Regions from separate parts of the Mus musculus genome. Here region 2 is linked to region 1. A link is a loop called in an ENCODE intact Hi-C map of the cell type or tissue named here. Cell type or tissue: left cerebral cortex. All regions are shown on one strand. Each heading gives the region's core, and the rest is flanking DNA. Links, peaks and the distances in the headings are about the cores only. Region 1 has its middle 210 kb from the start of Gm39818. Region 2 has its middle 76 kb from the start of Gm23039.

Region 1 (14,899 bases), core at 5,435-10,434:
CCTCTATTATTTATTGAAGTACATTGAATGAAAGAACCTTGCTATCCATGTGCTCAATCTGCAACCTTTCCTAAGCTTCGATCATTGCTGCAACACTTTCAAGAATTCCACTGTGTCTCCCATTTTTCCTAACTTCAAAACTTATATAGATCAATTCATCAACTAAAGTGAATAGTTTTTCTCTTCAATACACACTGTGGGGCACTGGGCTATACACAGACAGTTTGGTCTCCAGTCGAGCTGAGGTGTGGAACCCCGAGGCCCAGTGGTGATAATTCACCTACATGGGACAGTAGGTGTTCCTCATGTCTCCTGGAACCCTGGTTCCTGTAGAAGTTACCGCCCCCAAAGCCCCCATAGGAGAAGCGTGTGGCTAGTAGTCACGTAGACAATGTCCCAAGCTTCTGACCTTCAGAACTCCACCCAGTTACCTAACAACAGTAAGATAACAATCCCACCATAAGAGGGGCTGTTTGGCCCCACCTCACTCTCTCCTTTCACTCTCCTCATGCTCTCCTCAATCTCTCTTACTCTCTCCCTCTTACTCTAGCCTTTCTTCTCTCTCTCCTTTTCCCCCTTCTCTCCTCTTGGCCATGGATGGTCTCTCTCTCTCTTTCCACCTTCTCTCCTTTCCCCCTGTCTTTCTATAATAAAGCTTTAAAACCATAGACTGTCTCTGTTCATCAAGGCCTGCTGTGCATGGACGATGGGATCGACTTTCCTCTAATGAGCCATTTCTAATCTCCTGTCAGAAGGCCTTCCTGTGCTCCAGCCACGGACCAGACCAGGACTCTCGCCTGCATGGGAACCTCTCTCCCTCTGCCCTCTCTCCTGTAACTCTGGGGTTGAGGGTATCATCCCGGGGCCCCTGGTATCAGGGGCTGCCCCTTGTTCACTCCCCATCGAGTGAGGTCAGTGCTTTAGATACCCACCCGGGGCCAAGTGGAAAGTATCTCTTGTCCACCTCCCTTGTCCACCTGCCCAGAACACAGGAACTCTGGAAGGATGTGGACTTTTTCCCTCCCCACTTCTTCCTGTTCACCCCCATACCCACAACATACTTATATTATTAATATATAGAGTATATAAAATCACTGTTTTATGTGGTCATGGAAAACCAGTATCCCATGACAAAACACATGTTAAAATTTCTTAGCATGTTTACATGTCCATTCATGTAACTAACTCTTAGGTACTGCTGGTAGCACCTGACTAACCAGCTTCCTTTTCCAAGGGACATTAGATGTTCTATGTGCAGCCAGTGGCCCCATTTCTCTATCGCAATGTCCAGAACAATGAATTAGGAGAAACAAAGTCTCCAGTGTTGTTTGCTGAATGAACACCGTTCACAAACTGGTTGGATGATGCTCATCCTTCGGCTGGGAGCGGTCCTGGGGCCAGGGAACTTTCAGATCCTAAAAACAATGGAATTTTCCTCAAGATGTCATTGGACAGCCACCTGTATCAGAGACACTCAGTTTCCTAACTCTCATCAAAACCTACAGAATCTTAAACCTCTGACTACTACAGTATGAGGATCAGTGGCAGGATCAGAAACAAAGTAGCACTAGCAGCAACAGCAATACTAAACCCAGGTCACATCCATTTTCTTCACAAAGGCTGTATGTTTCCCTGCATCATCTCCCTGAAGCCCTTTAACAAATATGTAAGACAGATAACACTTAAAACCAAAGTCATTAAACTACTCAAGGGTGGGGAAAGGATATGAGACCAGTAGCCTGACATCAGAACCCAGCTCTTAACCACAAAGATACATTCCTTCCTAGAGAGGAAGCTTCTAGAAATAGAGCTAGCTAATAAAATCACCACTCACAGACCCTACAGGCATGGCTGCTCTTCCAAAGAATTGGGTTTGAATCCAAGCACCTACGTGGTAGCTCACAACCATCTTTAGCTCCAGTTCTAGGGGATCCAGTGCCAGCTCAAGATCTGAGGGCTGTGTTATCACCACAAAAGGGATAACTGTATTGAGCAAGTCATTTGGGCTGGAGAGATGTCTCAGTGAGTAAAGTGCCTGCTACTTAAGCCTGAGCGCCTGAGTTTGGGTCCACAGTGCCCACATAAAAGCTGTTCTGACTATTCATGACCAATAACCCAGCCTTGGCAGATGGAGGATGCAGAAAAATTAGTGGGGATTACTGGTCAGTGTGAGTCCCAGGTTTGGAAATCCTTTTTTAAAAAGTAAGATGAAGAGCAATGGAAGGCACCCTGTGCCAAACTCTGGCCTCTGAAGATACACACACAGGCATGTGCACACGTGCATGGGCACACACACACAACACACACACACAGAGGTGAGGAGGGGAAGATCTGGATACTCCTAGGAATGATTAAAGTCTCATAAACTCAAAGGTAAAAGAGACAGGTGCAGGCAATGTGCATGAATCTAAAGGGGAACAGAAAAACCATTGAGCTGGGTAGCATTCACACTTAAAATATTTAGTGTATCATGGTACCTGCAGAAGGCTCCAAGGTTGGAGCCTTCAGTTCCCTGCCCAATGGAAACACTTACTTTATCAAACACTGAACACAGTTCAAGTTGTTTGTTCCATACAGTTCTCCCTTCAGTTGGCATCACAGCCTTCTGAAGCCAGAAGAGGGCATTGGATTCCCTGGAGCAGAGTTAAAGATGAACTACCACATGGAAGCTGGGAATAGAACCAGGTCCTCTGGAAGAGCAGCCAGTGCTCTTAACCTCTGAGCTATCTTCCAGACCCAATAAAGATTTTTAAATAAATAAACCTTTGAAACTGACTGTTCATAATCCCTATCTAATTTGGCCAAGATGGCTGACCCTACCTTCTTTGTAAACTGGATCTACAGTGTTGTGACAAGCAATTCCTGCAGGTCAGAATGTGTAGGAGAATCTCTGGAGCAGTGGCTGTGGTGGATAAGCCCTGGAGTCAGTCCTTCTTTCTCCTTACTGTGGATTTTGCTGTTCAGCCTCTTTTTTTTCCCCCTTCTTTTTTTTTTCCATTTTTATTAGGTATTTAGCTCATTTACATTTCCAATGCTATACCAAAAGTCCCCCATACCCACCCACCCCCACTCCCCTACCCACCCACTCTCCCTTTTTGGCCCTGGCGTTCCCCTGTACTGGGGCATATAAAGTTTGCAAGTCCAATGGGCCTCTCTTTCCAGTGATGGCCGACTAGGCCATCTTTTGATACATATGCAGCTAGAGTCAAGAGCTCCGGGGTACTGGTTAGTTCATAATGTTGTTCCACCTATAGGGTTGCAGATCCCTTTAGCTCCTTGGCTACTTTCTCTAGCTCCTCCATTGGGAGCCCTGTGATCCATCCATTAGCTGACTGTGAGCATTCACTTCTGTGTTTGCTAGGCCAGCCTCTTGATGGAAAAACCACCCACCAGTCATTGCTGGAGGGCTGGAGCTAGACTTGACATTAGAAGGATACTCCAAGTCTCTGTAAACACAATGTCGGGCATCTCCAAATACAATGAAGCATCTGCACTTGCATGGCTCAGTTTCCCGTCCCCAGGCAGCAAAAGGCTCAGCCAGTTCTCTGCCAGGAGCAGGCTTGTTACTGAGTTTCTATTTCCTTAGCTCCCTAACCTTTTGATACAGGGTACATTCTAGTCTTAGTTTGGGATTCTTGGTCTCATTAATAAAAGAATTCAAGAACTAACTCAAAAAGAAGCTCAAGGACAAATTTATTAGAGTTTGCTTCTTCCTGCCTGTCTTTCTTTCCTTTTCCCTCACCCTAACCCTAAAAGAAACAGCCGGGAATATTAATGAAAGCATCCTTAGAGAAAGTAATGAATCTCTAAAACAAGACGACCGAGATGAATTCGATTCCTGTCCTCTTAAAGCACCTATTTTGTTTTCTCTCAGTCTCTGTTTGGAAGCTCTCTATTTCTTTTGAAATGTAAAATCTTTACCAGGATGGTCTTGGCATAGATCTTATTTTAAGTCAGCCTGAAAAACTTGGGCAAACACTTACTTTCCATCTGTCTTAATCTCTGTCTGTGTTGCTATGACAGAATACCACAAGCTGGGTAATTTGTTAGCTGCAGAAGTGCATCTGGCTTATGGATCTGAAAGCTAAAAAGTCTGAAACCAGAGATACTACATCTGGCAAAGGACTTGTCACTATGTCATTCTACTGAGGATCAGGAAAAAGAAAAGGGGTAAGGGGAAGAAAAAAACTCTTTCATGAGTTACTCACTTGTGACCTAACTTTAGACAGTATCTCATGTAGCCCAGGCTGGACTCACCCTCATTATACAATTCAGAATGACCTTGAATTTACGATTCTCCTGCTTCAGCCTCTCATGTACTGGGATTGCAGGCATGTGCCACTAGAACTGGCGACCCAGTTCAGGTTCTGCCAGAGACCAAACCCAGAGCTAGGCAAGCACTCTAGCAGCTGAGCTGCACCCCAAACACTCTCTCTGGTCACCTCTGCAAGGACTCAGCTCTCCCCACCGCTGCCTTGGGGATTAAATTTCCAGTGCATGAAGCTGACCAACCATTCACCCTGGAAGCTTGTAGCTTCTCTTCTCCTGTTGTTGTAGAATGGCTCCTTTGATGTCCTTTGGATCTTTCTCTATGATCTGCTCTATATCTTTCTTAAGAATTACTATTCATAATTGACACTCACATTCTCAGACTTCTCTGCCTTGGTCTTCTTTGCCTCTCTTTCAGCCTTCCCTATATCCTATAGCATCTGAAATCTATCTCGGTTCTGATTAAATCTTCCATGGGGTGGCCTCAGACTCCACTCTCCCGCTTCCAATCCAGAGTCCCTGCTGGGAGCTTCATTGTGTTTTACTTTCTTTTGGTACCATGCATTTTTTTAAGAAAGTGATGACTTCTCCTTTTATCTCATCTAACATAACTCATGTCCTGAGTTTTTGCATTTGTTCTCTGGAAAGCTGAAAAACAAGTCTGTATCAATGCCAGGCAAGCATAGGGATATTTGTCCTGACCAAACAGGGTAGCCGCTACTGGTCTCTAGTCAGAAAAACATCAGTGAAAAACACAGGTGTTTACATACTGACAGCATTAAGACCTCGTGGCGGTTGCTAACATGAGACATCGGGGTGGTTTTGACTCAGCCTAGAGAACAGAGAGCTTGTTGATATAGTATGAGTTCTCAAAGCTACTAAATCGGGTGTTCTTGTGTCGCATTTGATTGTTTTTCAGTAGAGCTTCACTGTAGCTCAGGCTAGCCTCCTACTTGATATGTAATGAAGAATGACCTTGAATTCTAATCTTCCTGGCCTTACCACCGGGAAAGTAGCAGGCGTGCACCACCACCACCCCTAGGTTTATGTGGTGCTAGAGATCAAACCAAAGGCGTCATGCATGCTAGGCAAGCAACATGCCAAATGAGCTACACCCCAAGCCGGGACTGGATTTTCTTAGGTACACCCATACGCCCTCACCCATCACACACTCAGAGACAAACACCCTTACTCATGAATTCTGAAAAGGGGCTTCAAACATCAAAGACAAGAAGTAGAATCTGCACCTTAGCCTGAGGTTGGCCCTTTCAGTTCAACCTGAGCATCTCCCTCCCACTTTCCTATCATTTACTAAAGTCCTTCTCATCCCCAACCAGAAGGGCGCACCTTCACCTTGAAGCTGCCCATGCTTAACTGCTCTCCTTTGCTGTTGAGCCTCTGCAAGGCACCACTCTGCCACTTTGCCATTACCTCCCTCATTGCCTGCCTCTCTGGGAATTAACAGTTCAGCATGTGCTGGAGAGACAGCTCAGCAGTTACTCTTCTGAAGGTCCTGAGTTCAAATCCCAGCAACCACATGGTGGCTCACAACCATCCGTAATGAGATCTGATGCCCTCTGTGGTGTGTCTGAAGACAGCGACAGTGTACTTGCATATAATAAATAAATAAATCTTTGGGCCAGAGTAAGCAGGGCCAGAGCAAGAAGGGGAAAGAAAGAAAGAAAGAAAGAAAGAAAGAAAGGAAGGAAGGAAGGAAGGAAGGAAGGAAGGAAGAAAGAAAGAAAGAAAGAAAGAAAGAAAGAAAGAAAGAAGGAAAGAAAGAAAGCAGCCTTATTTATAATAGCCAGAAGCTGGAAAGAACCCAGATAACCCTCAACAGAGGAATGGATACAGAAAATGTGGTACATTTACACAATGGAGTACTACTCAGCTATTAAAAGGAATGAATTTATGAAATTCCTAGGCAAATGGATGGATCTGGAGGGCATCATCCTGAGTGAGGTAACACAATCACAAAGGAACTCACACAATATGTACTCACTGATAAGTGGATATTAGCCCAAAAACTTAGGATACCCAAGATATAAGATACAATTTGTTAAACGCATGAAACTCAAGAAGAACGAAGACCAAAGTGTGGACACTGTGCCCCTTCTTAGAATTGGGAACAAAACACCCATGGAAAGAGTTACAGAGATAAAGTTTGGAGCTGTGACGAAAGGATGGACCATCTAAAGACTGCCATATCCAGGGATCCATCCCATAATCAGCTTCCAAACGCTGACACCATTGCATACACTAGCAAGATTTTGCTGAAAGGACCCAGATATAGCTGTCTCTTGTGAGACTATGCCGGGGCCTAGCAAACACAGAAGTGGATGCTCACAGTCAGCTATTGGATGGATCACAGGGCCCCCAATGGAGGAGCTAGAGAAAGTACCCAAAGAGCTAAAGGGATCTGCAACCCTATAGGTGGAACAACATTATGAACTAACCAGTACACCAGAGCTCTTGACTCTAGCTGCATATTTATCAAAAGATGGCCTAGTCGACCATCACTGGAAAGAGAGGCCCATTGGACTTGCAAATTTTATATGCCCCAGTACAGGGGAATGCCAGGGCCAAAAAGTGGGAGTGGGTGGGTAGGGGAGTGGGGGGGGGGAGTGTATTGGGGACTTTTTGGATAGCATTGCAAATGTAAATGAGGAAAATACCTAATAAAAAAATTAATTCAAAAAAAAGAAAGGAAGGAAGGAAGGAAGGAAGGAAGGAAGAAAGAAAGAAAGAAAGAAAGAAAGAAAGAAAGAAAGAAAGAAAGAAAGAAAAAGAAAAGAAAAGAAAAGAAAAGAAAAGAAAAGAAAAGAAAAGAAAAGAAATCTTTTAAAACACTCAATAAGTGGCTATTAGCCCAGAAGCTCAGAATACCCAAGATACAACTGGCAGAACACATGAAACTCAAGAGAAAGGAAGACCAAAGTGTGGATACTTCTATCCATCTTAGAAGGGGGAACAAAATATCCATGGAAGGAGTTACAGAGTGTGGAGCAGAGACTGAACGAATGACCATCCAGAGACTGCCCCACCTGGAGATCCATCCCATATACAACCACCAAACCCAGACACCATTGTGAATGCCAACAAGTACTTGCTGACAGGAGCCTGATATAGCTGTCTCCTGAGAGGCTCTGCCAGTGCCTGACAAATACAGAAGTGGATGCTCACAGACATCCATTGGACAGAGCACAGGGTCCCTAATGAAGGAGCTAGAGAAAGGACCCAAGGAGCTGAAGGGGTTTGCAGCCCCATAGGAGGAACAACAATATAAACTAACCAGTACCCACAAAGCTCCCTGGGACTAAACCACCAAACAAAGAAAACACATGGTGGGACACATGGCTCTAGCTGAATATGTAGCAGAGGACGGCCTGGTCGGTCATCAATGGGAGGAGAGGCCCTTGGTCCTGCGAAGGTTCTATGCCCCAGTATAGGGGAATGCCAGGGCCAGGAAGCAGGAGTGGGTGGGTTGGTGAGCAGGGGGAGGGAGGAGGGAAAGGAGAGTTTTCAGAGGGGAAACCAGGAAAGGGGATAACATTTGAAATGTAAATAAAGAAAATATCTAATTAAGAGAGAGAGAGAGAAAGAAGGGTGACAATTTAAAAGAAGAAAAAAACAGTTCAGCATGCAATCAGTATAACTTTTGTCACTGAAATGCTCTATATACTTTACTGGCAATAAGCCTCAAAGTTACCTCACAAAGATTTTCTTGGTTTTAGTCTTTTTGTTTTTCTGAAAATGCCTTTTGACAATATCAAAGCAGAAAATATTCTACTGGTATTTTAGCGATTAAAACCATGCACCAGATTCCCACATTCAGTCTCCAGCATGTGAACACCTGAGTCCCAAATGCTGGGCTTCAATCCCGGCCCCTTAGGGCTGCCCCTGATTACTGACTGTCTCTGGCTCCACCTGCTGGCCACTCACTGTGCCAACCATCCACTTGAATACTAAGATTAAAGTTCCTGAAGATGAGACAGGATGTTTTGCCTTAAAGAATAAAAAATCCTTAACGCACAGACAGACGTCATAGCAGGAAACAGTTGCCAGGGAACTACCCCTGCTTCCTGGGAGGAGGGGTCAATCATTTCCCGTTGCATCACTGCAGTGTAAAACAAGCAACTCTGACTCTGGCGTCTCTGTCTTTTGAGAGATTGTTATACCATATATCCATCATTATCTCAGAACAATCTGAGCTAAACTGAGCAGTACTAAAGGAGACAGAGTCCTGTGTCAGTCATACACCCCTTTAAAAATCATGTGGCTCTAACAAGGGGAACCCCCTCAGCATGATCTCTCGTAGCTACACTCCAGCACAGAAATGATGCGTTGTATAACAAACCTTCCACTTCACCATGCCAACGTGCTGACTGTCATGGAGGCCAGCAGTCTCACTGTCCCCAAGATGACCACTGACTCCCTGATGTGAGGCTAGCCCACTCTGAGACATGCTTAAATTGTGAAATGCACATTAGATTTTAAAAATTAAGTGTAAAAACCATCTATGAAGTATCATTATTAGTTTCATATTGATTATGTTTAGATGTGAATATATTGAAATAACTGACATGCTATTCAGCCCAAAAGATGGCTCAGGAGTTATGAGCACTTCCTGCTCTTGTAGAGGACCTGAGTTCAATTTCCAGTACCCACATCATGAAACTCAACACTGTCTGTGAATCTAATTTCAAGAGATTTCATTAAGAGGGGGAGAGAGAGAGGGAGAGAGAGAGAGAGAGAGAGAGAGAGAGAGAGAGAGAGATTTCATAAATTTCAAGCGATTTTATTAAGAGAGGGAGGGAGAGAGAGAGAGAGAGAGATTTCATACTCCCCTCTGACTTCCATGGGCACCTGCACTCATGTAGGACACAAAAACACACACATACATACATACAATACATACAAGTAAACATTTGAAATCTTTATTACTTATTACTTATTTATTTAGATCCCAAACACTGCCCTCCAATCCCCTCCTTCTGGTCCTACCTCACGGAGTCCCTCTTCCCACCCCTCCCTCCTCTCTCATCTGAGAGTGTGGGCCCCTCTGGTGCATCAAATCTCTGCCAAATTAGGCACATCCTCCCCAGCTGAGGCCAGATAAGGAAGCCCTGTTCTGGAACAGATACCACAGTCAGGCTACAGCTTTAGGAAGAAACTCCACTCCTGTTGTTGTAGGACACACATGGATACTCAGCTGTACATACGTGTCCAGTGCCTCAGTCCAGCCTGTGTATGTTCTTTGGTCTGTATCTCATTATCTGAGAGCTCCCTGGGGTCCAGGTTAGAAGACCCTGATGATCTTCCTGTAAGGCTTCTATCTTCTTCAGGTCCTGCAATCCTTCCTCTAACTCTTCCATAAAAGTGCCTGACCTCCATCCAATGTTTGTCAGTAGGTATCTACATCTGTTGCAGTCAGCTGCTGGGTAGAACCTCTCGGAAGACAGTTATGCTAGTCTCCTAGCTATGAGCGTAACAGAGTATCATTAATAATGTCAGGGATTGGTGCTTGCCCATGGGGTAGGTCTCAGGTTGGGCCAGTTTGGTTGGCAAATCCTTCTGTCTCTGCTCCATCTTTGTCCTTTTGTTTCTTTTAGACAGGACAAATTTCGAGTCAAAAGTTTTGTGGATGGGTTGAAGTCCTTATCACTCCACTGGGGGTCATGTTTGGCTATAGAAGGTGACCCCTTCAGGTTCCATGTCCTGTTAGGCATCTTGGCTAAGGTCACCCACACTGAGTCCTGGGAGCCTCCCACGTTCCAGGTCTCTGGGACTTCCTAGAAAATCACTCCAACGCCCCAACCCCTGGCAGCTGAAGATTTCCATTCATTCTCCTGGCCCTCTGGACAACTCTCCTGTCTCTCCAAACATCTAATCCTTCCCTCCCATATACTCCTCCCACCCAATTCACTCCCTCCCTCTGCCTCCTATGACTATTGTGTTCCCCATTCTAGGTGTGATTCAATATTTAGCCATTTTGCTGACATTGTTTATCAGCTGTGGGAATTATCTGGTAGAATTTTGGAGATCAGTGGTGTATACTATCATATCAATATGTGATACCATGACTTCTTCCTTTCCAATCTGTATCCTTCTTGATCTCCTTTTGTTGTCTTGTTACTCTATCTAGAACTTCATGTACTAAATTGCGTAGATAGGGAGAGAGTAGGCAGCCTTGTCTCCAATTTTAGTGAGATTGCTTCCTTTCTCTTCATTTAATTTGATGTTGGCTATTGGCTTGCTGTATATTTCTTTTATTTTTAACATGAAAGGATGTTTGATTTTGTTAAAGGATTCTTCAGCATCTAATAATCATGTGGATATTTTCTTTCAGTTTGTTTTTTATATTGGACTATGTTGATGGATTTCCATGTATTGAATCATCCCTGCATCATGGGATGAAGCCTACTTGTGGTGAATGATATTTTTGGTATGTTCTTGGATTCAGTTTGAGAGAAATTTAATGAGTATTTTTGCATCAATGTCCATAAGTAAAATTGATCTGAAGTTCTCTTTCTTTGCTGAGCCTTTGTGTGGTCTAGCTATCAGGTAACTGTGGCCTCATAGAATAAATTAGGTAGTGTTCCTTCTGTTTCTATTTTGTGGAATAGTTTGAGGAGTATTAGTATTAGTTCTTCTTTGAAAGTCTGGTAGAATTCTGCACTAAAACCATCATGCCCTGAGCTTTTTTCGGGGGGGGGTAGGGGGGAGAGACTCTTAATGATTGCTTCTATTTCCTTAGGGGTTATGGGACTTTTTAGATAGTTTACCTGATCTTGGTTTAATTTTGGTAAGTGGTATCTGTCTAGAAAATTATCCATTTCATTTATATTTTGCAGTGTTGTGAAGTACTTGCTTTTGAAAAAAGACCTAATAATTGTTTTTAAATTCCTCAGTTTTTGTTATGTCTCCCTTTTCATTTCTGATTTTATTAATTTGGATACTGTTTCTGTGTCGTTTAGTTAGTTTGGCTAAGAGTTAGTCTATCTTGCCCATTTTCTCAAAGAACCAGCTCCTTACTTTTGTTTATTCTTTGTATTGTTCTCTTTGTTTCTGATTGATCGATTTCTGCCCTGAACTTCACTATTTCCTACCACCTACTTCTCTGGGTTGTGCTTGCATCTTTTTGTACTAGAGCTTTCAGGTGTGCTATTAAGTTGCTAGTATGAGATTTCTCCAATTTCTTTATGAAGGTACTTATAGCTATGAATGTTTCTCAGCACTACTTTCATTGTGTTCCATAAGTTTGGGTATGTTATGCTTTCACTTTCATTCAACTCTAGAAAGTCTTTAATATCTTTCTTTATGTCTTCCCTGACCAAGTGATAATTGAGTATTGAGCTGTTCAGTTTCCTTGAGTATGTGGGCTTCCTATTGTTTTTGTTGTTGTTGAAGTCCAGCCTTAATCCATGGTGATCTAATAGAACGCATGTGGTTATCACAATATTCTTGTATCTACTGAGGCTTTGTGTCAAATGTGAAGAAAGTTCAATGGAGTTCTGAGAAAAATATATATATTCTTTTGTTTTGGAGTTAAAAGTTCTGTAGATATCTATCAAATCCACTTAGTTCATAACATCTGTTCGTTTCATTGTTTCTCTGTGTGTTCCAGGTTTGAGCAGGCCTCCTGGCAGGCAGGCAAAGCTGTGGGTTGAGGATAGTTAAGCAGACTGGAAGGAAGATGATGCTCCAACAGGGCAGGGCAGAGCCCATAACTACTGGGCTTTCTGGGGTCCCAGCAGTCTAGAAGATTGGTGTGGTGGTCTCCCTTGTGTGTCTTGGGTTAGAGTAGTCTTCCTAGGAGGCAGGCAGAGTGGTACACAGAACACAGATCTACAACTGTCCATTTAAAACCTTTTTAAAAATTAAAAACTATTAAAATTCTTTCATCAATGTCTATATTTTTCACTGTGCTACTAGAAAGGTTAAAATTGCCAACATGGATTAAATATATTGTACTTTCATCAGGTGGTACTAATGTGAACAATTTAACACAGAAAATACAGAGTTATCTTATGCAACCAACCCCTGTGCAATCAAAGTTATGCATACATGAACTCAATCATACTTCAAAAGATGGTACAAAACACGTATAAGTTTTGTCTTCCTGTTGCCTAAGCAATGCAATGTAGCAACTATTTGCATAGCATTTGCTTTGTATTAGGCATTGTAAGTAAGCTAGAGATGATTCAAGCATAAATGATATTCAGAGTTTATGTGCAAACATGACAGCATTTTATACAAAAGGTTTGAGCATACTCAGAAGATCTAGCATCAACTCCCTTCAGATACTGATGGATGGCTGCATATTAGCAGAAGAAAGACCATCTCTAAGATCTTTCCTTTTATTTTCTTGTCTTTTCTATCTAAGTTTCTGCTACTAGGATACTGACTTTAATCTCAGAATGTTGAGGACAACCTCCTCATGACTACAGGCAGCCTGGCCAGGAAACCTTTGCTGGACAAGATATTCAAGAGTTATGAGCTAGGGCTGGGGACATGGCTCACTAGTTCAGAGTCACTGCTGCTCTTTCAGAGGAGCCAGTTGATTTCCAGAGTCAATATCAGAAGGTTTACAACTACTTATAACTCTAGTTCCAGGAGACCCAATGCCTTCATGGGTATCTGCATAACAGTGCACACACACACACACACACACACACACACACACACACACACTATCTAAAATATAAATAAATCTCTTTTTTTAAGAGCTATGAGCTCAAGGAGAGTGGAGGAATGGTCCAAAATTATAGACACATAGAATCAAGTGCTATGCAAGAACTACAAATGACCAGAATGGTTAAAAGTAAACTGTAAATCAAATAAATAAGAATTAAAATATAAGATCTCATTTTTAGCTTAATATAGCACATAATTTTGTAAAATCATGTTGAGAATTGGCCAGTGTGTATGGAAATCAATATATTTCTTCCCTTCCTCAGAGACTTGAAGTTTAAATAACCTTTTTAGGGGCGATTTAGGAGTATGTGAAAAGGTTCTTATACTTGCATATGTCAACTGGACCAACAATGATTCTACTTCCATGGACTTCTGTCAGCAGTCGTCATCACAGACACACACAGTAAACTCACCTATAGGGATACTCCTTAACTTAAGAATTATAACAAAACAATGCTAACCCAACGATTCTAACCATTACAGCTTGCTGATAAGCTCAAGTACTGTGTTGCCACTACATATTGTATGACTGCATATTTAATGATAAACTCGGCATCCATCTGCCTCATCCTGAGCCCTCAATTCAGTCAGTGTGATCTTTGTTAAATGATTGTGTCAATCCTTGTTTAAAACCCCTCAGTACCTTCTGGCACTGTTAGGACCACGGAGCCTAGACCTTTATGGTCCTGGAGAATCTGGACTTTTTTTCCCCTCACCAGCTTTGCCACTCCCAGGCTCCTCTCCCTGGCCCTCTTCCAGTCAGCCACAGGGCCCTTCTTTTAGCTCCTCAGCTGGGAAAGCTCTTTTTGGTCCTAGGATTTCATGGTAGCACTCTGATTGGATGCTTTCTCTAACCCCACCCCCTACTCTTCTCGCTGACTAAAGCCTCTTCATCCTGGAGGATTCCGTTACAAGTGACACTTCTCACAGAAAGCCCTTCCCTAACCTCTCAGTCAAAACCAGGTCTCCGTCTTCTGTGGCTGGCATCACCTTCTTTTTCCCGTCTTGTAACTGATCCTCATCTGTGGCTCTGCATTTCTTACTGGGATTATCCACTCACTGCCAGCTGACTATACAAATCCCACCTGGTGTGTAAAAACTGTGCTGTAAAACTATGGGGAGAAACACAGAGTACTTTAATAAACCGGAGAGGTTCTGAAATCATATATGCAACATGTCTTTAATATCAATAAAATGTGTATATGATTATTTATGGACACAGAGACCCAAAGGACCAGAAGGAAATCCAAGATGTGAAGAGCAATTAGCTCTTTTTATTTTTTCATTAATTCGGTATTCCTGGAGTGAATATAGCTAACTTTCAGTGGAGTTAGTTTAAAAATAATAATTGTAAAAGTTCTGGGCTCAGACATGTTCCAGGACAGCCAAGCTGGCGAGTCGGGTTCCAGTTGTGCAGACCGTTGCTGGGGCCCGAGTGGGCGCATAGCCGCAGCCACGTGCCGGGTGGGAGACCCTACAGATGCGGTCCATGAAGCCCCTGGGAGGAGAACCGAGCGATCTTTTTGGAAGTCCAGAAGAAGGTATTTCTTCAAGCATGCCTAATAGGATGGCATCTGTTATTTTCGGACCAACTGAAGAACCTAAAAACATACCCAGGAGGACAAATTCTTTAGGAGGAAAAGGAAGTGGGATCTTCGTTGAATCAAATCCTGTGCAAACTCGACAACGTTTGAATCCACCCGGTGGGAAGACCAGTAACATATTTGGGTCCCCAGTCACTGCCACTGTGCCTCTGGCACACCCAAACAAGCCCAAGGATCATGTTTGGCTGTGTGAAGGTGAAGACTCTAAGTCTGACCTGAAAGCTGCAACAGACTCCACACCCAGAGGAGAGCCGGGCGACAAAGGAAGCTCAAAAGAAGTAGAGCATGCAAAGATACCAGAGCCCACACCTACAGTTGACACTCATGAG
Region 2 (14,899 bases), core at 4,871-9,870, 600 kb before region 1:
ATGTCTGGCTTTTATATGGATGCTAGAGTTCTGAACTTGATCTGAGCTTGTGCTTATGCCTCAAGCACTTTACCAAGTGAGCCATCTCCTCAGCCTCTATATGGTGGTTTGTTAATCCTCATACACATACTTACAAAATTATGTTGCTTGGCATGTGGAATGAAAAGAAAAATAGACACAAAGAGCTCAGAACCATGTTGGCAGACAAAGTACTCAAGAAGTGGCAGAATCACCAACAGTGGAAGCTGCAGCAGCTGGTGCTGACAGAGCAGGTAAAATTTATCTTCAGTGCCCGCTAAAAGGCCTCTGCAAAGAAGTGGGGTAAAATGCTAGGTCCAGATGGTTGTAATATTCCACTTAGGAAACTTTACATTTCCACATAAGACGAGAGAGAATGCTAAATTAAATCCAGAAGAATTAGCCTTTAGTGAATGGAAGGATGTTAGTAAACTATCTATGCAGGGGAGTAAAGAATTTTTTTTTCTGTTGGTGGGGATGCAGAAAGGTGACAACCCCTTGCAGTTAACCCTTATGTATAAAATCAAAAAGAGCACTGAAACTTAAGATTGATTAGGGTGGGAAGGCAAGGAGAATTTCTTCATGTGCCTCTTCCCCTTGAATAATTCCAGTCCACTTAACTTTCTGTGAGTTAGGTAGAGAACCTTTTGGGATGCAGAGGAAGTTTTGGGTTGAGATATTTCCTCTGCCTTGTCAGCACTAATTATAATGTTTTCAGGGGATCATTCACAATATATCACATCAATGATCTATGTCTTACTGTCTCCATAATATTGTGATAAAGATCTGTGTGTTAACAAATGTCCCAACACACTGCACACACTTCTGTGTCTGAGGATGCATTGAAGCATATTCACTTAGTCATACTCCACAGCATCCTACAGGTAGAGAGAAAGGTTCCAAGTACCTGCTTCTCATCTAAGACCAGATACCAGGAGCTTGACCAAGAATAGCCACAAATCCACTGTTCAAGCATCACACACATGCCAGGAGCTTGACCAAGAATAGCCACAAATCCACTGTTCAAGCATCACACACATGCCATAATGGGAAGGTCCCTGTCCCTGTTCTTTTCTTGTACATTATGACTCCAAACAACCATATAAGGTCTCACTAACATATCATCTGCCAAAAAGGTCTCCCATGAGCCTCTTCAACATTTGAAGTCTACAGTGGGAAAGCCTTTTGGAGCTGCTTTGCTTAATCCTTTTTCCAGAGAATAGTATCTCAGAATTTTGCAGGGAGCAGGCTGTATGGGCTGCAGCTTTCACATGCATAGTCAGTGCAAGTAAGCAGCTGGCCATAGATGTGTTAGTCCTTTTCAGTTTTCCTGGGATAGCAGCCAGGAAACACCAACTCTCACACTAAGTCTGAGGCTACCTTGCTGAGCAGCCTCAGGCAAGCCCCTTTTCTTCCCCGAACCTCAGGGATTTTTTTTTTCCTTTCTCCATCTTGCTGTTAAGACCAGTTCATCTCTAAACTTCACTATCATTCCAGAATTCTATTAATTTCAAAAACTTTCTAGCTCAGAAACAAAAGTGTCTTTCTGAGAAACTAATTAAAAGTACAGATAAAATCACATTAACTTATAAATCAGAATGTCCCTTCTAATTACATCTTAAGCAACATCAAAATGGAACTTGCCCAAAGCTACCACAGTAGTTAATCACCAGCTACTGATGTTATTGTTCCCACCCCTCACCCATTCCTACCTACCTCTGATTCTTCTAGGTAAATAAGATTGTCTCCTGGAATACATTGCATGTGGATTCCCATTGTTCATATTGTTCTTCTTTTAGTGGTAAAGGACAAGAGACACTTCTTTTTCTAGGCCACATAGAATTAGCTCAAATTCACTTAGCCATTCAAATATTTTTTAACACCTTCTGCATGCCAGACATGGCTCTGAAGCTGCCAGAACAACTTCCAATAAGTAGGTAAGTAAATTTTATATAGAGAGTCAGCATCAGATACAAAGAAATAAAATATACTACCATTTCAATGCATACTATTTTGTAGACATTTAACACAATCCTGGGAGGAATTGTAGGAGAGCTTCCCAAATAAGGAGTATTCTTGCTTTAATATTTCAGCCAAGAAATAACAGTAGGGGACTAATCCCTGAAAACTCTTGGGAACTCAAAGCAACTATCTGGAGACAATTTAACCACTTAACTAGAATCCAAACATCTCAAACGATCGCCGCTGTTCTATTGGCCAGTCCACACTATAGGTTTTATGAAAATGCAAATCAGCACTTAGCCTTAAAAATTAAGGAAGATGCAATCATTTGTATCAGAGCCACAGAAGGTAGGTGAGTTTAGACAGAAGGATGTAAGCTCAGAGTTTTAGGATGTACATAACTCAGACAAGTTGCTTACGGTCTTTGCTGGCACTTTTATCCTGGGTTAACTAGAGCCTGCCAAGTGACTGATGTCCACCTGGATCCTGACAGTTCTAGCTAGAGGGAAGATCAGACCTTCGCTGGGTGCCTTGGCCATGTAGGAGGGTAAAGCTCGGCAGCCTGAAATTGTCTCAACTTCCAGACAAAATGAAGTTTTGTTGAAATTAAATAAACAAGCCAACATAGTACTATCAAGTAAGCTGAAGATGGGCTTTGTCCCAAGTTGTCCACACTTGAGTATCAGCCAAAGCCATGCATGTCTCTCAGTATCAGCCATGGCCGTGAATGTCTCTCAGCATTTTCATCTTTGAAACAGGAAAATGAATGCCAGCATATTAAGGATGCAGACATTGTAAATATAAATGATTCTCTGCTTTGCATTCTATTCACAAATGACTACAGTTATCCAAAAGACATGAACCACATGGTCACTTATCACAGCCACCCAAGGCTCAATTACCACCCTTGAATAAGAGGTCAGGGTTAAAAGCAACAGATTCAAAAGATAAATTTGGACCTGAAAAGGGAGAGATGACAAAATAGTTTGTCGGACAAGATGTCTGGCACCTTTGGCCATATTTCAATGGAACAGAAAAGATGTTGAGGTCACCGAGAAAGCAATTTAAGTGGGCCAGAGAGAGACAGAGTGTGGATGACAGCTCCTTTTACCTGCAGAGTGAGGCTGCGATCTGCTCAGAGGGAACGGGAAAGCTGTTGATGGATGCTTCTCTCTCAAAGCATCATTACACAAACTGATACTTCTAACCCGGTGCTACCTCAGACCTGCTCTTGATATCATTTTGGATAAAATATGAATATAAATGCCAACACTGATATAAGCTTTCCAAGCAGGTAAACGGAGACAAACACAAATGTAACAAAGACCCACATGTTTGGGGCACTTCTCAAAGAGCTGTCACTGATATTTTTAAGTGAGTCAGTCTGTTTCCTTATGTGGTTGATCAGTCCACCAGCTACATAGAGTCCACTGTTTTGTGTATTTAAATTTTCTGAAGGCAGGAGGGCTTGAGGTTCTCCTGAAGCTGTCTGGAAGGGCTCCACATTGTGTGAATCCAAGAGCTTCAAATAACTGGGGCAAATGGTACTGTGCAGATGTAGGCTTGGGGCATGGACTAAAAATACAGATTTCTGGGCTCTCTGCCCTAATGTTTTAATTCAGTGAGCCTCTAGGAGGGTCCAGGAACTTACTTATATTTTGACTAAGAGGCATATATGACCTTGGTGCTCAGCGCTACACATAGTCATTACTGGCAAGCTAGAGAGACTGGAAACTCTAAAAACTTGGGTTCAAGTCTCCATTTGGCAATAGATGGCTATGGGTTTTCTGGGCATATCCTACCTCAGTTTTTTCATGGACTTTTCATCTAGGAGTACTTGGCTTAAGTCAAAGAAACCTGGCCTCAAACGTCAGCCATTCTGCCTTCTAGCTGAACTACAGATAAAGATATGTTTCTCTGGGAAAAGTTACATAATGTCCCAGAGTCCTCCACCATGAAATGCAAATGGTAATAACAGTGTCCATGGTGTTGTTTTTGGTGGTGATGGTGGTGGTGGTGGTTTTGAGAGTTTTTGTTTTTGTTTTTGTTTTGTTTTGTTTGTTTTCTTTTGTTTTTGTTGTTGTCGTTGTTGTTTTTGCATATAAAGAATGGCCAGAATGAGTCAGACTCTGCTGAATATCCAGTATCCCTTAGTTGCAAACACCCCGGCAAGGTCAATCAGAGGAGCTGCTCTGCTGTCCTCCGGAGTTCCTGTGATTAATGAGGTTCATGGAAAGGTAACCCTGGCTGAGTGCTTCCTTGGGTTTGTCCTTATAGCCAGAGATATTCCCAAGAAATTAGCTTTTCTGAGGGAGGGTATGATACAAGAAAGATGTCTTAATTGCATCTCCCAGGAGCAAATTAGAGAGAAGTGTTAGAGGTCTATGCCACAGTTTTTTCAAAGGATAGTCCAGTGATGACCCTTTTCAGAATCAACTAGGTGACTCACTAAATTTGAACATCCCAGTCTCCACTTGAGCACGGACCCACAGGAGTGGTTCCCATCACTTGCAGAGGCTCCACTCTCTCTGAGTAAAGGGCCGATCATCAGTGATGGAGATAGGCTGTCAGATAAGATTCTAGCACTTCCATTCTCCTGTCCCGTGCGTTTTCTTTCTTCTGGGAAGAGGGACTCAGTAAAGACAAAGGCACTTGCATTTTCTGTGCATTTACCAAGAATCTAGTTTCCTCATAACTTGGATGTTCTTTCTGCAGCTATGTTCTAACACAATATATTATTTCAAAATTATCCATATATTCCCCAGGGAAATGTACTAACCAAGGCTGGTTACTAAAGGATCTGGGTTATGCTACCTTCCTTAAAATGGTAGTGTGGTTAATATAAATGGGATACAAAAAACACGAGTGGCCACTCCCTATGTCTCCTCCATTCTCTCACCTGGATGTTCCACACTGCATGTTCCCATTCTATTCTTTTCTCCTTTACCTTCTTATCTTCCATTCTTGCGTTGCATTTCCTTCCCCCTTCCTTGTCTTTATTTCTAATAATTGGTCCTGCCATCCTATGGGATTGCCTGTGTTCTCTCAATCTCTGTCTCTATATCTGCCCCGCTTCTCTTGCACTTATATCTGCTCTCCTGGCTCTCTCATTATCACTATCTTTCTATCTAGATCTCTCTGGTTTTCCTTCTGACTATACCTGTGTCTCCTTATCACACACAATACCTCACTGCCCTTTCATCCTTTTGACACCCCAGACAGGGCCAGGCTCCAGGTCAAACATGGAAGCCCCTGTGTCCCTGAGAAGACATGGGTCCCATGCTAATCAGCAAGCATATGCTAAAAGTCAAGCCTGAGACCTCATTATTTAATCCGTATGAGCAATCCCCTGCCAGAGACCTAGAGTGTGGAGGGCTTTCACCTGTTGGGAAACTAAACTTCAACTAGCTGCTGAAATTCAGATGTAGTTACAGAGGCAGCAAGGGCAAAGAGCCCTAAAGCCAAGACTCTCTTCAGGAGGGGAATTATGGGCCCCTGTGCTAATGTTTGAGGGCTCTTTTGTATTTTGGAATGCCTCCCACTTTATTCTAGGGTTCAAATGTCTCATTAAAACCCGGTGGCAGAGGCCATTAAATGTGTATTAAGGTGAGTTTTCCTTCTCAAATCTCCATCAGTTTCAAAGCCAGCCAGCCAGCTAACATCCTCAGAACACAAGTCAAATAAAACCAGAGAGCCTGGTAGGGATGCAGGCTCTGAATGATGCCCCCTCCAGACACATAGGCGTATATGCACCCTGCCATCCTCCTCCTCTCTGACTTCCACCCTCACCTTTCACTCTAACAGTTGGCCTTTTTAGAGTTTATCTTCCCGGCTGTAAGGGTATCCCAGGTGGTCAACTCTACACTATATGAGGGCAAACTGAGATTAAGCTGTTGCATACCTTCAGCAGATGCTGCTGTGGGGTACTAACAGCACTTTCTTTACACTGGGAAAACCAGAAGGATGGTGGGTTAAGGAGAAAAGTGCAAGTGCAAACATACCCTAGCCCAAGTCTAGGCAGCAGGGATGCAGAGATGCTCACATGTATAGTCTCTCATTCTCTCTATGTGTGTGTCTCTCTCTGTCTCTCTCTGTCTCTCTCTCTCTCTGTCTCTCTCTCTCTCCCTCTCCCTCCTTCCCTCCCTCCCCCTCCCTTGATTTCCTCTAATTTCTTCTACCCAACATGATCCGTCCACACACTCACTTGTACACACCACGCATACATCCACACCTGCCCGTGTCTACTTTTCAGAATAAAAGTTTGAGAGAGGCAGGTAAAGAATGAACTCCAGCAAAGCTCCTGGTACTCTTGAAATGCTCCCTTCCTATCAGTGGAGTAAAGAGCAGCAAAACTAAGATTTGGCTGGCAGCCCAGCCTAGGGAAGGAGAATACCCATCACCAGGGACCAAGGGAGAAAGCCGGGGCTCAGGTCCAAGGACCACACAAGTCCACGTAGTCCAGCTGAAAGGCCCCTCAGTTGCTAGTATGTTGAAACCTCAGGCATATACACAAAGGAGCCGCTGTTTTCCTCCAGGAGGCATTTGGATGCCTCCCACAGCCCAAATTGGGCTGGAACTCAGAAATCCCATTTTCTTGCCCACGTTCAGATGCTATCATGCAAGTGGTAGAGCCAGCCAAGGCCCCTTGGGAGAGCGAGTGGTTCCCCTCCAGGAACCCAACTACAAGAAGCATGCTTAAGCCACCTGTTGTTGGACTAGGTCGGCCCGCCCTGTAGCAGCCTGCTGCAAACCTTCATCATGTTATAAGTACCCTGGTTGCTCGACTCAGCAAGAAATACATTGCACTCATGTCTCTTCCTCCAGCCACCTCTTCTGATAGGTCTAAGCCTCCTTCCTCATCTTCTCCCTTTCCTTTGTACCTCCAGTCTCTTTTCCCCACATTCTCTCTTAATATTCCAGCAGTAATTTCTCTTTATCGAAGTGCACTTGGCGTCTTCATAGAGACTGGGGGATGCCCATCATCTCCCAGAGCGCCCCAGCAGCAGATGATCTCCAAGCGCTTATGCAGGGTGTTTACTGAACGCGCGGGCAGGCTGAAAAGCCCCAATGGCCCGTTAGTGGGGAACAGTGGGTGACCTGTTCTCAAAAGCCCTGTTTCTCCTTGAGAAGAGTGCTCCTCCGTGGTTTTAGTAAAGAAGGCAATCAGGATAAGGAACCAATGTTTTGTTCGCCGCCAATCCCAGGATAGGTGCAAGAGATCCAACTTTCTAGCTTCTGCCCCGCATCCCTGCAAAACTGCTATTTGGGGGGAAAGGACATCACCACCAGCGGGCTACTCACCCTCAAATGTAGATGCTTCTCTTGTAGGGGTTCTCAGCAGTCTAGTGCACGCAGGGTCAGCGAAACCCTTGAGTGTCTCTCACTCCTCTCCTGGGCCGCGCTGCTTGAGCTACGCGCTCTGAGCGGGGCGGCCGAGGGCAGTGGATCCCATGGGTGGCGAGTTGGCAGAGGGCGCGCCGCCCGGCTGGGGGCGCATCGCTCCCGGGGCTGGCGCAGGCTGCAGCGGGCCGAGGGGCTCCCGGGGAAGTTGGTGGTGCTGGGAACAGACTTCGGACTTGGCGCCCGCTTCTCCCAATGTGCCCAGGCGCGTCCTCCGGGAGCGATCCGAGGACTTGGGGATGAAAGGGAATTGGGGGCTGCCGGTGCCGGCAGAGCAGCTGCAGGAGGCGTCCCTGGCCACCGCCTAGAAGCAGCACAGGGACATCGCACTGCCCGAATCTCTCAGCGTTGTCAGGAGCTGAGGGCGAGCGACCCAGCCAGACTGCCTGCTCCCCGCAAGCAGGCGCCCTTCGCTCGGAGCCTGGCTCGCTCTAGCCCGCTGCGCCGCTCGCGTCACCGGCCGGGTCCCCTCCGCTGCTTCGCCTGCTCACAGTGCTCGGCTGGGGCGAGAGGCTGAGCGTGAGGCGGCCGCGGCTCCCGCAGCATGGAGGGCGATCTGCCGGGCTCGGGCTCAGGTTCGGGCAGCAGCGGCCGCCGCCTCCCGCGCGCCCACGTGCGGGAGCCCCGGTGTGCGCGCTCCGGCTGGCGGGGCTAGAGAGAGGGAGCGAGGGCGAGCCTCGGGTGGGGGCGGCGGGGACAACCCTCACCCCCGCGCAGCCGAGGGCAAGCTGCTGAGGTTCCCGAGGGCGCGGGGCTCCTCGTCTGCAGCTCAGAGATGGGTGATGCACAGGGCTCCCTGGCTGTCCCCTCCCTTTGCAGAGAGCCAGAGTAAAGCCCAAGGGGTGTGGGGGAGGGGAGGGGCGCCCCGTTCCGGAGGATCGGCTCCGGAGCAGCTAAGAGTCTCCACCAAGGTCTCCTATGAAGGGGCCGTATTCAAGTCCCTTGGAACCCCTTCCTGTCTCTCTGAAAGAGAATGGGGTTCTGAAAAGGAGTGAAGGAGTCTGCGGGTTCCCAGGGACAGCTTGTTCCGGCTTGCCCCGCCTTCCTCCCAGAGTAAGCACTTTTCCCGTTAGCCAACAGACTCCAAGGGGCACCTCCTTCCAAACAGAAGGGAGTTGGCTTGCAAGATGGGCCTGACACCCTCCAATCAACTGGCACATAATTAGAGAGACCCCCAACTCTGAGAAGAACCTCCCAGGAACCCAAAAGTCTCTATAGATGAAAGCCAGTCCGGCATCTTCTGGCCTCTTCAAACCCTTCAGTCAGGCTCTCCTGGGCCTCTTTCCTTCAGCCATAAAATCAGGTTCTTTCCTCATAAGAGTAGAGAAGAGACACAAAACAAAACCAACCAACTGTGGAAGAATTTAAAAATTAGAAGGCAATTTCAAAAGATGGGTAATAGTTTAGTGCTAACAAGAAACATGATTAAATTAAGGAAGCCAAAGAAGGAACAGAAAATAAGACCTATAAAGAATCAAAATTAGCGAAATGAGCATTTACTGGGCAGCATGTGCTTTTTTTTAGAGACCATCTCATCTTCACCATAATGAGCAAATTCAACTCAGAGAAGACAAACGGTGTGACCCTGTCCTGTGCATTCGATTTGGTCAGACCCCAGTTTGTTTTCCTCCTGCCAACCCTCTGCTCTTCTGACACCTGCTAGAACACCATTTATGCTCAGCAAAAAAGGGAGTGAAAAGGAGAGGGGTGAGAAGGGAGAGGATGCCTCCTGAGTTTAAGAAAAGCTTTCTGGAAGACGTGGAATTTACACAGAATCCTAAAGAGATGAGGAATCAGAAGAGAGAAGTGACAAAAAGTGACAGGCAATGGGAACCAAGGTGGAATTGTGATCAGGAAAAGGAAAGCAGGAACCCTTGATTCAAGGATGGTCAGTATAGACCTTACAAGATAAACTCAAAGAGAAAACGGGGGTGGTGTGGGGGGGGGATTGCAGTCAGAGGAAACTAAGTGTAGGGTGAGGCAGCTTACTGGGTGCAGGTGGTGGAAGCCTGCTGCAAGGTGACAGGTGGAAGCAAAATAAAGTCTTCCTGTCCCTGTTGCTAGGGTCCTCTGCATAGAAAGCACCTGGCTCCCCACTGGCTAGAAGGATACAATGAGAAAGTAAGACCCAGCCCTCAGAAACAGTATTACAACTTTGCACAGCTGTGCTCTTGTGTCCGCAGTCTCTTGGGTTCACATACAGCAAGCATCACCACGGAGCTGGACAGCAAGAGCACTTTGAAAAGGTACCTAGGCTATCAACTGAAAGCAAAAGCTGGAACCAGGGAAAGAAACCCTGCTACCTCATTGGTCAGTCAGCACTGAACTCACAAAGATAGAGGAAGTTTACTTGGGGGTCTTTCCCTGGAGATAGTCTCTCCCTTTAGCAGTATGTCCCCTGCCTGAACCACTAGCAGCCACAGAACCCTCACAGGCTCTCAAACCAGACTCTCCAGCCAACCACACACCAGTTGATTTCAGATCTTCACTGACATACGCACTAGATAGATCTGAAAATCATGTCTTCCTGTGGTCCTTCCATTCGCCAGTGTTTAAAAATTTTTAATGAAGTACAGAGTATCAAACACTTCCTGTTATACTCTGTTCCTTGCTTTCTTTCATATGCACACAAACACACTGTACATATAATTTAAATTGAAATTAAAGATAAAAAAGCAATGTATCCTTAAATATGACTCAGTCTGATATTTTTCTATTTAGATTATGGGTTTTGTTTTGTTTTTAATGTTCATCATGACCTAGTTGATCCTGTCATCTAATGTACTATGATTTTTTAAAAAAAAAATCAATCTATGCTATTAATTTCTGTTGCCTTGGGTTTGGGCTATGCCTGTGTGTATTTCATCTCTTACACTGGTGAATGTGAGAATTAAAGCAACTAGAATATGAGTTCTTTGAGGGTAAAATTCAGATACATTTTAATCTTTGAAAGGCTACTCATAAATTAACAGCAGGTTTCTGTAGAAGGTGGTGGCTAAGCAAACCAGCAAGGAGAGGAGCAATCTGTGGAGTCTGGAAAAGATTAAAACTCAGAGAGAAGCCAGGCTGGGGGGAGGAGAGGACAAAGCTTGAAATGGGTGGAAAAAGATAAAGAAGCCAAGAGTTACCCCAAACTCTCCTTCACAGAATCATCCTCAATGGACTGCTAGCAGAAGGATAATAAAATCACCTGTCAAACCATTGTGTGTTCTGAACGTTCACTATAGTGTCCACTGGGAACAATTTTTCCAATAGAGCTCTCTTTTATTGCTTCACACGATTCCAAAGGTTGGGGATTTGAGTATGAAGGAAAGCAGCTGAATAGCTGGTGAGGATCCTTGGAGAAAGAAAAAAAGCCAAAAGATTGCAGAATCAAATGAGTTCGTGGATGACATTTTCAAACTACACTTCCCTGTGTTCTCCATCATCCTGGGACAAGGCTGCTGACCCAGGGAGGAAAGAATAATATCTAACTATAGGACATGAGGCAATTTCCCTCTGATTGTAGTGATCCCTGGAAAGTTATCTTTCCTGAAATCAAAATGGTTTCTTTTGAAAGCAGTGTTTCCCCTGCCATGGGACATATACCATGGGAGATTTCTTATCATTAACTAGCCCATAGAACTTTATAGTGAAGAATATGATGATTTATTCAATATCCATAAAAGTGTGACTTAAAAGTGAGTGACAGGCTCATAGATATTCACATAGAGACGTTGGAAATAGTCTGTAGCCCAGGCCCTCAGTTTTTAGTTATATTTCACATACTTTTTAGGTTTCAAGTAACCCACGCTAAGCTTGAATTTCTGACTTTCCTTTGCCCATCTTCTAAGTGCTTGGACTGTAGATATGTGCTACCACACTGTGATTATATAACAACCTACCAATTCAGCCACATTCCCAAAACACAGGGTCTTCATTTTAAAAGAATTCCTGCCAGTTTTGAGATCTTTTATCAGAAGTTTAAAAGAAAAGCAGGAAAGAGAGAAAATTATCAGCCTAGGCTTTGAGCCCTGGCTTACTGACTTAGTGTCTTGAGGGCTCCTTTTACAAGACAGTAGAGACACAGGAGTTGCTGCTTGTTATAAAGAAGAATGAGTGTGAAACGCCTCATAAGGCAGGAGTAAATAAGGTTTACTTAATATCTACTATGGGCCCTGCACTGTAGCATGTCCACATGTCATTTCATAAAATGACTCTCTTCATTTCATTCAAATCTCTATTTTAAAAAAATCCACATAGTAAAATTTTTATCTCTTTCTTTTACATATGAAAAGGGAAGCCTCATAGAAGTTAAATGACTTCAACTTTAGACCAGAATGTATCAGACATTCATAGTAAGTACCCCACTCTCTCCACCCCCCACCCCACAACTCCTTCCTTCTCATATTTTGCCTCTCAGTCACAGCAGATTTCAAGCAGCAAACTGTCTAGAAGATGGAAGATCAGACTCCTGGATAAGAAAGAGGGTTGAGATCCTAGACCTGAAGAGTCTCCCTCTTGCTAAGGCCGGGGAACCTTAGAAGGAACATTTGCTTCTTGCATCAGGGCAGAAATGCACTTAAATGCTCTGGGTACACCCTGGTGTGCAGAATGGACAAAGTAGCTAAGTGGTAGCAGTCAGTCACAAGGGAAAGCTAATACTCCTGCTGAGAGTAGCACTGGGGCAGCTTAATGGCAAGTTTTGCATAAGGATTCCTGAAAGTTAAGAGACAATAACTGAAGTTACTAGGGATAAGGAGAGGGCAATGCCAAAGCAGAGTCTTTGAAAGGGACTGAGACTTGGAAGTGAAATCATCCATTTTATAGATCTATCTATCTATCTATCTATCTATCTATCTATCTATCTATCTATCTATCTATCTATAATCTATCTGTCTGTCTGTCTGTCTAGCTATAATCTATTTGTGTGTCTATTTCCATTTTTTCCTCTTGATGTATTTACACTTGTTTTCTTTCTCACTGAAATAGTAACTCTGCCCTTAGACTCCTGTGGTTGAAGATGTCCAGAACATCAATTTCATATCTTTTAAGCTGGCTGTCTCAGAGTCCCAAGTCTTTCCTGGGAGAAGAATCATCTATACGTTGACTGAATATCAACACTGGACAACTGGAGAGTGTGAAGTCCTAGTATCAATGAGTCAGCTAGAAGCTGAGCCCCCAGAATCAGGCATAAAGTAAGAGGAGTGGGATGACTCCCATTTTTAATACACTAGGATCAGTGGTATAGATGTTACAAAAAGGTTTACACTACCTGACAGAGACAGCCAGGGAGACATTGGTTGAAAACCCTGAGGAACACAATATGTAGCCCCTTCAAGATCCCTGTCCCTACAGGCCTGATCATGTGGATCAGAATTCATGGGAACTGTTGAATACCCTGATAGGAGATAGATTTCTGAGATCAGCCATCTCAAGAATCAGTTCCACCTTACTGGCAGAGTCAAAACTGAGTTCATGTCCTCCAGCCCCAGAACCCAACTCTCATCCTGCTTCTTCAGGTTTTCATGTTTGTCTGTTAACCAGTAAATGATATGAAGAAGGAAGACACTCTTATCCTGTTATCTAAACTGAGGCACACAAGTCATATATATGTTGCTTGTCTTGACTTAATTGGCTATGTGCTGCTTCCCAATTCCTTGGTCACTTTTTCACTCTGGATTCCAGGTCAGAGTCCAAGAGGGGACCTGACTGTTGAGTCACAAGGACCCTGAAACCAGGTGACCCAGATAAGTCCCATTCACCAAAGTTAACTTCCTTGCTTGACCTCTTGTGTCAGAACATGATTGCCCAATGCAGCAGTCCACCCTGTTCCTCCTCATTTGTGTTCCCATCCTATACAAATGTTGCACAGTTTCCTGGTTCAGATCTCAAACTGGCCAACTCCCTGAGTGCTCACAAAACAAACCTTCCATTTTTAAGCTTCCGTATCTGAAGTGAGTCAGTTTTCTTGTCTTCAGCCCTGAACCCAACAATCCCAGGAGGTTTCTATATCTTCTATCTGAAGATACACTCTGTAGCTGGTTTCTGAGAAAGAGTGTTGAATGGAAATACAAAAGACCTGAATCAAACCCTGGCCTGCCCCTTGCATATTATGCAATTTGAGGCAAGGTACCTCAGTTTATCAACATCATGGGTCCATTAAGGATGTCCTGCCTCCTTTAGGAAGCTGCTCTCAGAAGCAAATGAGATAATATCTGTGAAACATCTGGCCTTAAGTCAAATCTAAAGCACTGAGTTAATGTAAAAGATTATTAGTTACACAAGAAGTCACAGGTAGGCAATAGCTGTAGCACTTAGGTTAGCTATGAAGATATCAATTTCAACCATGCTCTTCAGAGTAGGAAGAAATTACACTGTGAGAAATGTAATGAATGTGAAATATTCTTATTCTATTTTTATGAGGCATGATTCAATGAAAAAGGCCAGTGTAGCTCCAATGTGAGGGACTGGAAAATATGAGAGCCCTCTGAAGACTTAATGTTAGAGGTATCAATATAGTAATAGCAATAACAATAAATATGTGAACACCCTGTTCCAGGTACAATTCACTGCTCTCCATACAGGAACTCATTAAATTCATATAACCTTATCTATTGTGTCCCAATTTTGTCTCTATTCTAAAAGCTGAAGAAAATGAAGCAAGTTAAGTTAATAATTTGCTCAGTCCCAAAAGTAGTAAGTAGCCCAGACCTAGTTACTGTGATTAAAAGCTCTTTCCTTCAACCCAAAACTAATTCATAGATATAATATTCTGTATTTTACATTCTTAGAGGAAACACATAAGAAAGTCCCAGGATTCTGTGGTAAATGTGTGCTGTCTACAGAAAAGCTGTAACAATCAAAAGTAACCAATCAGAAATCTCTGGGATTTTGTTGCATGACATTTTTACATTGGCTATGGATGTTCACTAAGTGAAACTTAGCTAAATCCTGGCACACTTTTTAAAACAACTAAAACAATGACTGTGCCAACTATGTCAGTATGTTGGTGAAGATGTCAAGCAGAGGTGCTACTGCTTGTGGAACTACAAAATGAGTATTTCTTTTGGGGGAAAGAGCTTTATCAGTGTCTTAGAAAGCTAAGCAAAGTCATGGCATGTGCTTGGGAAAAAAAACCTGAACTCCCAGGTGTTTGCACAGTTCGTTTGAAGTTATCTTCAGACAGAAACCTGCAGTCAAATGTTTAGGATGGTTTTATTCACAATTGTCCCAAACTTACAAACTAAAATGTACTCCAACAAGCGAATGGATAAGCAGCAATAATTCCAGACAGCATACACATGGTATCCAGTTATCAAAAGCAATGAGCAATAAGCTGACAACATGGCTCAGTGGCTAAGAGCACTGGCTACTCTTCCAGAGGTCCCAGGTTCAATTTCTAGCACTGACATGATAGTTCACAGTTGACTATAATTCGAGTTCCAGGGGAACTGACACTCTCACACAAACATAAATGCAGGCATAACACCAATATACATAATATTTTAAAATGTATATATAAAAGCAATGAGCTTTC

Evidence for each region. Hi-C counts contacts between places; a loop is a spot of excess contacts. Peaks named below come from ENCODE experiments on the same cell type or tissue, not always from the same donor. Only the 100,000 strongest peaks of a DNase experiment are listed, where the experiment ranks them.
Region 2: a loop joins it to region 1, with 8 times the contacts of the local background. A loop is called at or near these places in 7 of 42 quality-filtered maps.

The regions. Positions count from the first base shown.
Region 1 is chr11:48,580,830-48,595,728 of GRCm38, forward strand. It overlaps the pseudogene Gm12181. Among named protein-coding and RNA genes, the nearest start is that of Gm39818, 210 kb to the left of the region's middle. In left cerebral cortex, for the core only: a CTCF peak has its summit at 8,197 (motif pointing left); a DNase peak (open chromatin) is centred at 8,199.
Region 2 is chr11:47,981,032-47,995,930 of GRCm38, forward strand. It overlaps a transcript of Sgcd not described here. Among named protein-coding and RNA genes, the nearest start is that of Gm23039, 76 kb to the left of the region's middle. In left cerebral cortex, for the core only: CTCF peaks have their summits at 5,719 and 7,457; DNase peaks (open chromatin) are centred at 6,551, 7,037, 7,851 and 8,379; H3K4me3 peaks cover 2,373 bases; H3K27ac peaks cover 1,276 bases.